2 separate regions of the Homo sapiens genome follow, and region 2 is linked to region 1. The links are chromatin contacts, found by Hi-C in ENCODE. All regions are on one chromosome and are shown on one strand. The core of a region is the stretch at or near the end of the contact, and the rest is flanking DNA. Distances in the headings are between cores, read along the strand shown. Region 1 holds the start of RAD51AP2 (RAD51 associated protein 2). Region 2 holds the start of TTC32 (tetratricopeptide repeat domain 32).

Region 1 (7,308 bases), core at 2,831-5,330:
AGGTTATTTCTAATTAGCTAAGTAAGCAGAAAATATAATAACATAATAATGCGGAGAAATTTAGAAGTTAAAAAAAAGGTTAGCAAATAAAACTGTAGGGGTCTAAAGATGACTGTAAACTTTGGATCACTGCAGAAAACTTTCCTAAGTAAGACCTGCCACTATGCTTTAAGCAAACGAAGCAGCATATGGCCTAGACTGAAACTGCGAAGGGCTTTATACATTTAAGGGATGGCAAGAAGTTAAGTGCTGCAGGAAAGTAAGTTGTGTTGTGGGAGTAGATGTGGAAGCTGAAAAAAACAGTTTAGAACTGAACTATGAGGAACTTTCTATGTCAAATTAAAGTTTGTATTTTATTCTGAAGGGCATCAAAGGTTAAAAGAAGTTCTTAAGAAAGTAACAAAATGATTAATATTCTATTAAGAAAAAAACTTTTGTAATGGTATTGGGCAGAAGTTGAGAAGAGACTAGTAAAATGAAGACTGGTTTATTACAATATTCTCAGAAAGAGATAACGAGAGATTGAAATAAAGATGATACATTATGGATAAAAGGGGGATTAATTTCAGGGTCATATTTGATGTAAAATCAACAAGATTTGATGAATGTCTATGTAGGGGATGCATTTTGGGAAGTAGTAAAACAAAAAAAGAGAAAAAGTTAAGGATAATATAAGAGTTTTAGTTTAGGAGACTGGATAGATTATGATGTCATTAATGAACATTGAGGACAAAAAGGTGGTTTATAGTTTAAAGCATTTGCACATATGTTATCACATTTAAGATGTTATTTATGTTACAAATTACCATTATTGCGCTGATAAAAACTTAATCTTATATGCAAATAAATGTACACAGTATCCTGATTTTCTTATTTTCCCCTAGTGCTTATCATTGACTTGATGAAAAGTGCTATTTGTGTTATTTATAGCCATATTTATTTTAAATATTTTTAGTAAGTGATGATGTTTTCCTTTCTAACTGCTGTATTTAAATATTTTTGTTAGTGGTTCTTTTAACTGTTTGAAATATATTTTATTATCTTTCAGTTTGAAACAAACTTTTAGATTTAGCATATTTATTCACTTCTTACATGATTTATTAAAAGAAGTAAAAGGGAAAAACTGTCTTGTCATATTTCTGGTTCTACCATGAAACACAAATGATGCTAAAACCACTAATATTTGAAGTCCATTTTGAACTCCTATGGTGTTATAGCTCAGCATAGTTTTCATGTTAAATGTATTTCAACATGATTATAAAAGCAAGTCTCTAATGTATAAAACTAAAGCAAAATAACACAAAAACAAGAAACTTAAGGCACTTTCAAGACACCATGAATCCATTTGAGTTGGTAAATGAGTATTAACCATGGAGTCATTTCATTTCTTCTAATTAACTGAGGTACTTAGAGGCACTGGGGATACAAAAATTAATAAATCCTTGTCCTGATTAATGGAGCCTAGTGGAGGGGACATATAAACAACTCAATACAATAAAGACATTTTAAGTGTTCTACAGTTAGAAATAAATTGCTATAGGAAACAGATGACGATGCAAGTAATTCTGCCCAGGGATTGGCTACAGCAGGGAGGAGGAAGAGAAGCTTTCACCGTAGAGGTAACTTTTGAGTAGGGCCATTTAAGGCTTAATAAGAATTTGCCAGGAGGAGAAATGAAGGGCTTTGAGAACATACATAAAAGAGCAAGAAAATAAACATTCTGGTGTAGGCAGCATGGGGGCAAATTGTTTAAAAAAAAAAAAAGAAGCTGAAAGAGTTAAGTAGGACCTAGTAGTGAGGATGTGACATACTATGCTTAAGGACATTAGACTTGATATTGATATTGAGTAAATTTCTGATTTAACTCTAATAGGAGATTGTGTCATATCTTCAGTATGGGGTTTATCTCATGAACTCATTAATCCTTTTATTCATTCAGAGTTGAACTATAAGAAGACACCACGCTAAAAGAAATCAGATAGATGCTGTCTTTAAAGCTCAGTTTACTGTTACTAAGGAAGGTAAGAACTTCAAAGGAAGGGTTGGGTAAAGTGATATAGAAAAATATGACATTTGAAATGGGCTTTGAGGCATCAGTAAGATTCAGACAAGTCTTATTTATATTTTGATTATGATGAGTTGAAGACATAATTTTTTGCATTTCTCACTTATAACTGGTTCATTTTCTAGGTGGCATTTAAAAAAACAAAGGAAAAAACCCACATAAATAGTGGTTTCAATAGCCATTGTTTGAAATGGCAGTGGCCATTAGTATAATGTTTAAATAAGTAAATGCAAGAAAAGACTCTTTTTTTGGTCTTTATGGCTGTAAGTTTCTTCAGGATGGAGAAAATAACTATACATTTCTGTATCTTGGAGTCAAACAATTGTTGAGTTACATGTAATACTTCTGGGTTTTATTTGAATTTTAATCCTTAAACAATGTAGAGTTGTTAAATAATGATGTGATGGAGATATAAAAAATAATGTGCTCTTGGGCAAACTAGCAAGATGAAGAAATAATCAAATATCAAGTTACAGATCAATCTAGACTAGAAATCACAATCAATGGCATTTACTTTACAGATTTAAAAAGTCTTGGTCCTAATATCACACTAGCGCACCAATTATATACACCTTAGCTATACAAGTCACCCCTTATGGGCTAAAACAGAATGGATTAGAAAAGAATATAGATTTGTGGAAAATCTGGGATAGAAAAGCAATAGAACATAAGATACACAGAAGTAGAACTTGGAGAATTCACTGATGTGGAATCTGAACCACTGCCACATTCTTATTTATAGTGTTAATGAAGTGCTTCTGCTGCAAGGCTTTCTACAAACTTAAGTAAACATTTCTCTAGAGGAATTTACACTGAAGTAATCACAATGTATCTAAGAGTATTTAAAAAACATGAAACTGGTGAACATCTTATTACCTAAAGTAGAAGGCTAGTTATATATTGCCATCTATGCCATGGGAGGGTTCTGAAGTTAGGATTCTGGTTGCATGTTATTGTAGTTATTATAAATTTTAGCATAAAATGTAATATAAAACATACCAAGCTTGAAACAACCACCAAGGGAATCGAGGTGTTTATTACTGAGCACCAGTTACATGTTTCTTAAGAAACATGTATATAATAATAATAAACATTTTGAAAAACATTTTCTTCTTAATGATTATAGAATTCACAAAAACCAGAATTGACTGGAAATCATAAATGATTCTCAAAGCAGGAAAAAAAAAAACAAGAAATAGCGTCTAAAAATTTGTTAGTAGGTATGAGTCAGACCTGTATTATTATGTTTACACTAAATGGGGTAGTTCAAACATATAATATTTTATCTCTAAATAATTTTATCCACAATATTTGAGAAGAAATCCCCACAGCACATAGTAAACTATTTTTTTTTTAGTCTTAAGTGAAGAATAATAATTATCCGGATAATAATTTCCACACATTTTTTCCTCAGATAGACTGGTAAGTACTGGTGGCTTTTTTCCCCCAAACACACTTTATTAGTGAAGTGGAAATATTAATATGATCTTAAGTGACGCTGGAAGGATTAAAAAGTTTTTCCATACACAGAGAGATTTGGTCTGGTGCTGACAGAACTACACGATTTTACTGGAGAGTCACTCGAGCCGTTGTGGAGATGCCGTTTCTGAGGTAAACAAAATTTTAGAATTTAGAAAATAAAGTTGTTACCATTCACAAATTTTTTTTTTTTAAGTGAGAGGTTCTAACTTTTCCCCTTCGTTCTACCACAGGGAAAAAAGCATTTAGACTCTCTACAGTCGTGGCATTAGAAAAAGGCGCTAAAAATAGACAATGTAACGGCCCAGGGTGCTCCGACCTTCAGTGGTGAGACAACCGGGGCGCGTGGGTGGGGGCAGGGAGAGGAGGGACTGAGGGAGGCGGGGCGGGGCTGAGGCTGGGGCTGTGGAGGGGCGGATTCGGGGTGGGGCAAACCCTGAGATTAGGCTAAGGCCAGGTCTTGAGGGGCGGGTCAGGGGCGTGACCAGAGCGGCCCGGAACCGCCTATTAAGGGATTGGAGCCCCGCCGGGACTCGGACAGATCCTTTCCATTCGCTGTCATGTCTCTCCCTCAGCCCACGCCGCGGATGGCCGAGCTCAGAAAGCCTACCTCCTCTTTAACGCCTCCTGAGGACCCGGATTCCCAACCACCTAGTAGCAAGCGGCTCTGTCTTGAGGAGCCTGGAGGTGTCTTTAAGGCGGGCTGGCGACTGCCTCTGGTGCCTCGCTTGTCTGAGGCGGAAAAAGTCTGGGAGTTGTCCCCTAGACCCTTCAAGGGACTCCTTGTTTCAACGAATGCTATTTTCGATAACTCCACAGACTCGTGTGTGGAGAAATCAGTCAGTGGGAAGCAGATATGTAATCTGAAATGCTCAAATCTCAAATTCCAAATGAGTAGCTGTTTGCAGTCTCCCCCCTCACAAAGTCCTGATTCTGATTTGAGGGCTTCAGGAAGGTCTGAGGCAGGCCTGCATGACAGAGAGGCTTTCAGTGTGCACCGCAGTAATAGCTCCAAAGCAGGGGTTAGTCAACTTCTGCCCAGCACCTCTATACACGATATACATGGAATTAGAAATGAGAATCGAAAACAACAGTTTGTCCAAGGAAGAGACAATGTTCACAAAGAAAATCCATTTTTAGATGTTACCTTTTACAAGGAAACTAAATCACCATTTCATGAAATTAAGAACAGATGTAAAGCTAACAGTGTTGTGCCATCAAATAAAAGAGAAAATAACATTTCATCATCTGTACTAAAAATATCAAAATCTCAAAACCAGCCCAGCTTGGAAATTGCCAAACCTAGCTATTTTAGAGATAGCGGCACAATAAGTGTCCCTCAGTTTCCAATGGACTTAAATAGCAAAATGTCCTCTGTCTATTTAAAGGAAATAGCGAAGAAAAAGAATGACAAAAAAGAGGCATATGTTAGGGATTTCACAAACATTTACTGGTCCCAAAATAGACCTGATGTTAAGAAGCAAAAGTTACAGAATGATAAAAAAACTGTAGAAGCGGAAAACATTTTTTCCAAATGTTATGAAAATGACTACCCATCACTCAGTAGCCAAAATACTTGTAAGAGAAAAGACTTGATCAGTTCAAACTACTGTAACTGCAGTAGTATCCAGTGTAATGTAAGAGACTCTAGAAAGAATTTCGCTATACTAGAAAATGCAAATTGGGAGGAAGCAGAATGTCTGGACAGTTACGTACTTACCAGGCTGGAAAAATCTCAAAACTGGGACTGTAACGTTAGACATATTTTGAGAAGAAATAGAGGAAATTGTTGGATTATAAATAATTGCAAGACTAAATGTGAAAATATGAAAAAAACTGAAGAAAAATGGAATTGGCTATTATTATTAGAAATAGACCTTTTAAGCAAGGAAGATTACCACTGTGCAAAAGTCATCAATGCATATGAAGAACAATCAAAGCTTCTCGTAAGAGAAATATTAGGTAGTCAGACAGCTTTAATAACGACTGTTTGGCTAAATGGTAAAGGAGAAAATGATAATACTCTACAGTTGAGATACAATACTACACAAAAAGTCTTTCATGTGAACAACCCTTTTGAAAGTTTCATTATAGAAATTTTTTATTTCCATAAAAGTATTTCAGGAAATAAAAAAGATAATAGTATTTTAACCTGCTGTAACATTTTGAAGTGTAAAAAGCAAATTGGTATAATTGGTATTCAAAATCTAATAACCAGAAACATGAATACAAATATAAAGAATGGAATTTTAAGCATATATTTACAAGATAGTGTTTCAGAACCTTTAGATATTCTATTGAAAACTAACATAGCTTTTTTGCTCAATAACTTTGACTCTTTAACAAGAATTGAAAATGATTTTGAATTAGAAGAGGAATGCATTTTCAAGTGCATGCTTTATTTGAAGTATCCAAAAAATATAGTGGAAAATCATACTGCATATCTAGTAAAGATTTTAACTTCTTCAAGACTATTAGAAGATAATATGAAACCTATGTTAAAGAAAAGGAAGTTATTTAGAACTGAACAAGTTTTTGAAAAGTCTAAGAAAAAACTCATTAATTCCTTCAGTATGACAACTCAAAATACAGGTTTTCCGATTTTTGAAACATATGAAAAAATTCCCCTTTTAATGGACTTTGATGACATGGATGAAATTTCTTTAATAAGAGAAATTACTTGTCAGAATATGAGTTGTCCTCAACAAGTTGTGAATGTGGAAAATTGGGCTCACTATAATTCTAGTACTGTTAAAGCACATGGTAATTCTTGTCCTCAATTTATACAGAACAACCGAGGATACATTAATGAAAATTTTTATGAAGTAAATATGCACAGCCAAGATTTAAATATGGAAAGAAAACAGGGACATAATAAGATCAGTAACTTTGACTGTGAGCACATATTTGAAGATCTCTGCAATGTTAGGCAACAGGCCATACCAGCAAGCCACAACATAATACATAATGAAGAGACCCATACCACTTCTATAACTCAAGTACTAAATTTTTGGAACTTGCTAAGTGAAATAGAAGAAAAAAAATATGACTTAATTTTGAAAGAGGAAGTAAAAGTCACAGCTGAAAGTTTAACAAATAGTTGCCAAGTTCACAAAGATACTAAGATAGAAAAGGAAGAGAAAGATAGTTTTTTTCCAATGGATGACATGTTTTCTGTACAGTCAGTTTCATTAATAAGTAAGGAAGTAAATGTGGAAGAAAATAAATATGTTAATCAAAATTATGTAACAAATACAAATGAATATGAGAGTATTTTGCCAGAAAGGGAGATAGCTAATTCAAAGGATTTTCACAGAAAGAATGACTCTGCATTATATATTAATCATCAATTTGAAACTGGTCTGAGTGAAGGGAATGATGAATGTTTTCAGGACTTAGCTGCTAAATATTTATCAACAGAAGCTCTGACAATAGTAAAAGATTTTGAGATGAAGAGAAAATTTGACTTAGTACTTGAAGAACTTCGTATGTTTCATGAAATTAGTAGGGAAAATGAACTTCTAAGCACTGTGGAAACAAACAATGGGCAAGAAAATTACTTTGGAGAAAATGATGCTGAGAAGGTAAAAATGGAGATAGAAAAAGATTTGAAAATGGTTGTGGTCAACAAAATACGTGCATCTTCCTCGTTCCATGATACTATAGCAGGTCCTAATATGGGCAAAAGTCACCAAAGTTTATTTAAATGGAAAACTGTACCCAATAATGGAGAACAGGAAGTTCCTAATGAGAGTTGTTATCCA
Region 2 (7,308 bases), core at 3,198-5,697, 2.4 Mb before region 1:
GAAGAATTGTCACACCATGTGGTTGCACCATTTTACATTCTCACCAATAGTGCATAAAGATTCCAGTTTCTTCACATCCTCACCAACACTTATTTCTTCTTAATAGTTTCCATCCTACTGGAGTGGTGAGAAGTGGTATTTGATTGTAGTTTCAATTTGCATTTCCCTAATTATTAGTGACGTTGAGCATTTTTTCATGTTCTCATTGGCCATATGTGTATCTTCTTTAGAGAAAAGTCTATTCAAATCCTTTGCCCATTTCTGCATTGGATTGTTTTGCTTTATTGTTGTTTTTGGAAGTTCTTTATATAGTGTGGGTATTAATCCCTTATCAGATACATGACTTGTAAATATTCTGTTTTTTACTCTGATAGTGTCTTTTCATGCACAAAGGTTTTTAAATTCTTGTCAAGCCCAATTTGTGTAGTTTTTTCTTTTGTTGCCTGTGCCATTGATGTCATATTCACAAAATCATTGCCAAATTCAGTGTTGTTAAGCTTTTGCCATATGTTTTTTCCTAAGAGTTTGTAATTTTAGTTCTTATATTTAGGTCATGATCTATTTTAATTTTTGTATATGGTGTAAGAGACCAGCTTCATTCTTTTGTAGTGGATATCCAATTTTCCTAGCACCATTTGTTTAAAAAACTGTCTTTATGCCAATAACACACTTGTTTTGGGTAATGCAGCTTTGCAGTAAGTTTTGAAATCAGGAAGTGAGTCCTTAAACTTTGTTCTTTTTCCAAAATTGTTTTGGCTATTTGGGAGTCCTTGTAATTCCATATGAATTTGAGGATGGAGTTTTCTATTTCTGCAGAAACATCATTGGGATTTTGATAAGGATTCCATAGAATCTGAAGATTGATTTATATAATATTAACATCTAAACAATATTAAGTCTTCTAATCCATGTACATGAGATGTCTTTCCATTTATGTCTTCTTCAATTTCTTTTAGCAATGTTTTATAGTTTTAATTGTACACATCTTTTACTTTCTTGATTAATTCCTAAATATTTTTTTCTTTTTGATGTTACTGTAGATGGAATTGTTTTCTTTTCTTTCTTTTTTTTTTTTTTGAGACAGAGTCTTGCTCTGTTGCCCAGGCTGGAGTGCAGTGGTGCAAGGCACAATCTTGGCTCCCTGCAACCTCCACTTCCCAGGTTCAAGTGAGTCTCCTGCCTCACCCCCTGAGTAACTGGGATTACAGGTGCCTGCCACCACACCTGGCTAAATTTTGTATTTTTCGTAGATACAGGGTTTTGCCATGTTGGCCAGGCTGGTCTCGAACTCCTGACCTCAAGTGATCCATCCACCTTGGCCTCCAAAAATGTTGGGATTACAGGTGTGAGCCACTGTGCCTGGCTGGAATTGTTTTCTTAATTTCATTTTTGGATAGCTTCATTGTTAGTGAATAAAAATGCAACTGATTTTTGCATGTTGATTTCATATCCTCCTACCTTGCTGAATTCATTAGTTATAACCATTTTTTAAATGGAATCTTAAGAAGGACTGGTGTTGGTTCTTCCTTAAACATTTAGTAGAATTCATCAGTGAAGCCATCAGGTCCAGGGCTTTTCTTTGTCAAGAGGTTATTTTTAGATTACTGATTGAATCTCCTTACAAGTTACAGGTTGATATGGTTTGTGTGTGTCCTCACCCAAATCTCATCTTGAATTGTAGCTCCCATAATTCCCACATGTTGTGGGAGGGAGCCGGTGGGAGAAAAAACTGAATCATGGGGGCAGTTTCCCCCATACTGTTCTCATGGTAGTGACTAAGTCTCACAAAATCTTATGGTTTTATAAGGGATTTCCCCCTTCACTGTTCTCTCATTCTCTCTTGCCTGCTGCCATGTAAGACGTGCTGTTTGCCTTCTGCCATGATTATAAGGCCTCCCCATCCACGTGGAACTGTGAGTCCATTAAACCTCTTTTTTCTTAAAAACAAAAAAATTACCCAGTCTTGGGTACGTCTTTATTAGCAGTGTGAGAACAGACTAATACACACGTCTATTCATATTTTCTATTTCTTCATGATACAATCTTCGTAGGTTTTTTGTTTCTAGGCATTTGCTCATTTCATGTAGTTACTCCCATTTTTCAGCATACAATTGTTCATAGTACTCTCTTATAATCCTCTTTATTTCTGTAGAATTGATGGTAATGTTCCCATTTTCATTTCTGATTTTAGTAATCTGAGTCTTTTCCTTTTTCGTAGTCAATTTAGCTCAAGTTTTATTAACTTTTTTAATCTTTTTAAGAACCAACTTTTGGTTTTGTTGATTCCATTTTTGTTTTATCTGTGTTTTGATCTTTTATTATTTTCTTCCTCTGCTAGTTTTGTGTTTGCCATTTGTTCTTGATATTTAATGTTAATAAATGTTTTACTTTTTAATAAATCTGTTAATATTCCAACTGTTTTTTAATATAATTCCTTTCCTTTGTAATCCTATGTTTTAAAAACACTTGAAAACATTGAAACGACATAGGCTTCACCACACTTGTAAAGGTGCCATAGCACAAAAAAGGTTAAGAATCTTACTCCTATTTAGAAACCCCCTTCCCAAATCCCCAATTTCCATTACATATCCTGCTATTTTCCTCTTAGATCACTGGTTTTTAGACACATAAATATTCCTGTTATTCCTTGAACAGAACAAAGCAAAACTTCTAGTCAGGTGCGGTGGCTCATGCCTGTAGTCCTAGCACTTTGGGAGGCTGAGGTGGGCAGATGTCTTGAACCCAGGAGTTGGAGATCAGCCTGGACAACATGGGGAAACCCATCACCACAAAAAATACAAAAATTAGCTCACTGCCAACCACTTCCACCCAGAAGGGATTCTTGTGCCTCAGCCTCATGAGTAGCTGGGATTACAGGCACCCGCCACCACGCCCAGCTAATTTTTTGCATTTTTAGTAGAGACGGGGTTTTGCCATGTTGGCCAGGCTGTTATCAAACTCCTGTCCTCAGGTGATCTGCCCGCCTAGGCCTCCCAAAGTGCTGGGATTACAGGCATGAGCCACAGAGCCTGGCCATCTCCACTTTTTCTTATCCCCCAAAAGGATTAACATCCCTGGCTTTATGTAGAATAGTGTACGCTGCCACATCAGTGTTTGAGTCATTCCCCAGAGGAGAGGGGAATCCCCCCTCCATTTTTTTTTTTGCAACATCTTGTCTTCCCTTTGCTGTTGCTTCCCCCAACACACTTGGTTTTGTTCTATCCTGTACTTCAGATTTGTTTTTTGTTTTGTTTTTTTCATATTGAAAAGATGACATTGCTCCAAGAGGCAAAAATAAATGGGAACTGAAAAAAAAAAGCTTTTTATCTTATTTATTTAATCTTTTAATTCACCTGGAATGAATATTATGTCAATTGGGAGCTTAAATGCTTAAATGTATTTTTCCCCAAATGGTTAACTAATCCTCCCAATAGCACTCATTTGAATAATCTGTCCTTTCCCCATATATGTTACATGTCTTTTACAAAATACAGCCTATTTGAGGTATGTTTCTGGGCTTTTGTTCTATTGAGCTGTCCATTTGCTTACACCAGAAATGCCAGTTTATTTTTTTGTAGTCTTGCAATCTTTTAATTTCTACTAGTGCTTTTTAATTTAACCTTAATCCACTGTATTTGTATTTTTTTCAGTGGTGGTAAAAGGAAAAAATTAAAAATCTAATGAAAGCAGCCAAAAGCACACAATTTATGTCCTGTTAAGACTTCCGCATGTAAGTATCATGCTCCAAATATATTTTTCATCTTTACTTTTTATGACGGAAAGGGCTCAAGTACTTTGGGAAGCAAAACAGAATCGAGGGACGCCGAGAAGATACACAGCAGGCATGTAGGGTAGCGTGGTTGGCAACTGTTCTTACAAAATTTTAATTTGAATTATACGTAATGTACGTAATAAATTACTATTTGGATTTCCCTTTGGCATAAACAGCCAGGGAATATAACTAACATCAAAGATCCCAGACTCTCGACACAATATACTACTAATCGTAACACAATTCTAGAGGGTCAAAAAAGGTAGAGAAGTTTGGACCGTGGAACAGACCTGGTGGAATGTCGACACAAAGCGTTTCAGGGTAGACAAAGCCTACTCAGAACACCCTAAACGCGGAGTTTTGCTAAGTTGGGACGCTAAAAGGCAAGGGAATGACAGGACGTCCGCAGGCTAATTCGCCATTAAGAAACAGAACCGCGGCTTCTTCCACCTCCAGCGTCATCGGCCCCCAATTCGCTGTAACAAACGGATAGTGTCTCGCAGCATCAGACAACGGACTTGGAAATCAGTTTGCGACCACGCATCTGCGCCTTTTCTAGGAAAAGAGGAAGGCGGGTCCAACACTGGTAACGGCAGAAACATAGTTCACAAGGGCCACTGCAAACGCCCCGCCAGCAGCGGAACCGTTATCTCGCGAGACGACGGATCCCCATAAGGCACAAACCTAGCGCCAAGGTTGGCTGTCAAGGTAGATTCCAGGGTGTGGAAGTGGCTTTGTGGTGCCACCTCTAACCGCTCGGAGGTCAACCCCCATTCTACACCGAAAACTAGGCCTTGGCTGCTATGGAAGGACAGCGGCAAGAAAGCCACGCAACCCTAACACTCGCCCAGGCTCATTTCAACAATGGAGAGTACGCGGAGGCCGAGGCACTGTACTCCGCTTACATTCGCCGGTGCGCTTGCGCGGCCTCCAGCGACGAGAGTCCCGGGAGGTAACTATCGCGAGACCTGGGGCCGCGGCGACCCCGGGTGGAGGCGACGTTGGGGTTGTTTGGGCTCCTATCTTTGCCTCTGGAGCTCACGGTCGGCGCTTGTCATAACCCAGCACTAGGACTGAGCGGGCGGACGTTCGTCTTTCTAGAAAGGCCTAGGCGAGGCCTAGGACGAGGGCGGCGGAGAACGCGGGGAGAAGCCCACCCGTGAGGAGCCAGCTGCCGCGACGGTGCGGAGAGATTTCCGGGAACCAAGCCCTCTGCGCGATCCTCGGGCGCGGGCCGCCGCCTCTCACCCCGCCGTCTCTCCTTCCACGTTCCTCATTCGCACCCAGAGACTTAGGACAGATAGGAATTTTCCACTCGTGATTTTAGCTGGCGGGAAATCCGCGACCTGGGAAGGGAAGGGGTCACGGCTGCGTAGGGCCACAGTACCGCGACTCCCATCTCAGTGTCACGGCGCAGGCTCTTGGTGGTGTTTTTCACTTGTGAAAAACGTTTAAATATGTGGAAGAGAGCATAACGAACGTCTAGGTGTTTATCACTTGGCTTAAGCATTATCAGTTTACCTATTGTATTCATCCATGGATGTTTCAGAAGGAACCACCATGTCATCATCACATAGTTACTTAATATCAAGTCGTCAGTGTTGGAACCATTCTGATCGACTAATAAGGTGTTTTGTTCTTTGGTTCCCTTTTCGCAGTTAGTTCAAGTCAGGATACACATCAAGTCTTTTTAAGTCTCTTCTCCACCTTCCCCTCTTTATTTGTTGAGGAAACCGATTCTTGTGTCCTTTGAATTTCCGTGTTTTGGACTTGCTGACTGAATCTCTTCTGTCGTTTAATGTGGTCATCTGTCTCATATTGCTGTGAATTGGTGGTTAAACCTTGAGGTTTGATCCAATTGAATTCAGATTCAATATCATGGCAAGAATACTTTTTAGGTGGGTGTGTGTACTTTCACCAGGAAGCACATAACGATTCGCTGACTTTCTCTTTGTGATGTGAGCGGCTTCACCTGTTACTGTCTGCTTGCCCAAAGCATCTTTTCGGCTTGTGCCTGGATGTGTAGCATTTGTTTTTACTCCAAGTCTTGCCTCGACTGGGCTTGTTGATGGTATGGAGTGGATCAGGATGAGAAAAGAACAGAGGGGTTGGTTGAACAGCTTTTTGAATAGTTGTGAGTTGTCTGTTGTGGATTTGAGTTTTCTGGACAGGATGCCAGCTTGTCTTTTGTATGAGGCTTAACTAAACACTAAGGACTTGATTCTTACCCTGTTTGTTACGCTACATGGAATTAAACCAGAAAGAAAATTGCCTTCTCATTTCAATAACACACAAGAATAATAATAGAAGTTTCTGAACAGGCAATAAGATGATACCATCTACTTTCCTCAGTGCACCTCCCCCATAAAAAAGATAAGTAAACATAGAAAGCGAAACTATTCATGTTTCAAGCTCTAAGAGTAGACTTACCTAGTAGATTTTAAAAAGTATTTATCAGCATCAGGTATGCTGTTGCTGTCTAGTCTTGTTATTCTTCCTTCTTTGCACCTCTCAGCCTAAGAACACAAGTGTCTGTAGCATATATAATAGCTATGCCTTACCAGCACAGGAAAGACAGTTTGTCATAGCGCAGTAGAAGGGAGTTCATCATGCCTGAATTCCAGTCTTGGCACTGCCACATGGCTAATGTCTCAGCCTCAGTTTTTCATCTGTAAAATAAGCTTTTGATAAAATTCTAGGAACTCAAGGATTGAAACTGAATTCTGTCATTTCAACTTTTTCCCTTCAATTTATCTTTTGGAGCTTACATTTATTTTCTAAGTATTGGGTCACTAAATCATTTTGAAACAATATTTGCAATTTTTGAATGCCTTTCATTCTGAATGGTTTGTGACGTTTTCTTTTAATATCTAAAGTATAGCTTTAGTCATAAACCTAATTTCCAAAGTGTGTGTGTATATATATACACACACTTTATATATAAAAAATATATATACACACACTTTATATATATATAAAAAATATTTTTTTTTGCGAAAGTTAGCAAATCCTAAAAATTCACATTTGGGTTAGGTAACTTGAATGAATTCCATTATAATAAATACTATCATTACAAAAATTTTAATATTACAGAAAATTTCGGCTTCAACTGTTAGTCCATTTCTTTAAAATATGAAACAAAATTTCCACATGAAAACGATTTTAGAATTTGATTTAATGAGATCTAATTCTAAGTCTAACATTTTATGATTCTCTATATTACGAATATATAATTAGTATTAAAAACTTATAACAATAATTTTGAAACTTCGATTTAATGACTAAAACCTTACTGGCATCCTGAGATTGCTTTTTTCTTTAAACTCTCTACTGGGAGCAGTTCAACTAGTGTCATGTCACACATAGGTGAAGGGGAGTGGTACCGTCTTGTAATCTAGGTTTTAACGGGGGTGCTTAGTGGCATCCAGAAGTATCCCTACATCCAGTCTCCATCACAGCTCATAGAATAGACGTTTTCTAAAATTGCGACAGTTCCTCTCCATCGTTAGCAAACTTGGTTTGAAGGAGGCCCTTGG

The links. Hi-C counts contacts between places; a loop is a spot of excess contacts on that map. Pooled maps may share reads with other maps.
Region 2: a loop to region 1 is called in a pooled map, with 13 times the contacts of the local background. The contact joins the promoter of TTC32 here to the promoter of RAD51AP2 in region 1. A Hi-C loop is called at or near these places in 2 of 37 single-sample maps with no recorded cell type and 4 of 50 pooled maps.

What each region holds. Positions count from the first base shown.
Region 1 is chr2:17,515,212-17,522,519 of GRCh38, reverse strand. RAD51AP2 (RAD51 associated protein 2) reads left to right here and starts at 4,080. Exons shown (of 3, transcript NM_001099218.3): 1 at 4,080-7,308. The coding sequence starts at 4,105. RefSeq lists a silencer at 3,808-4,057 and enhancers at 3,819-4,368, 3,353-4,552.
Region 2 is chr2:19,899,122-19,906,429 of GRCh38, reverse strand. TTC32 (tetratricopeptide repeat domain 32) reads left to right here and starts at 4,447. Exons shown (of 3, transcript NM_001008237.3): 1 at 4,447-4,724. The coding sequence starts at 4,576. RefSeq lists enhancers at 4,095-4,334, 3,724-4,604, 4,785-4,884, 4,965-5,024, 5,165-5,354 and 1 more.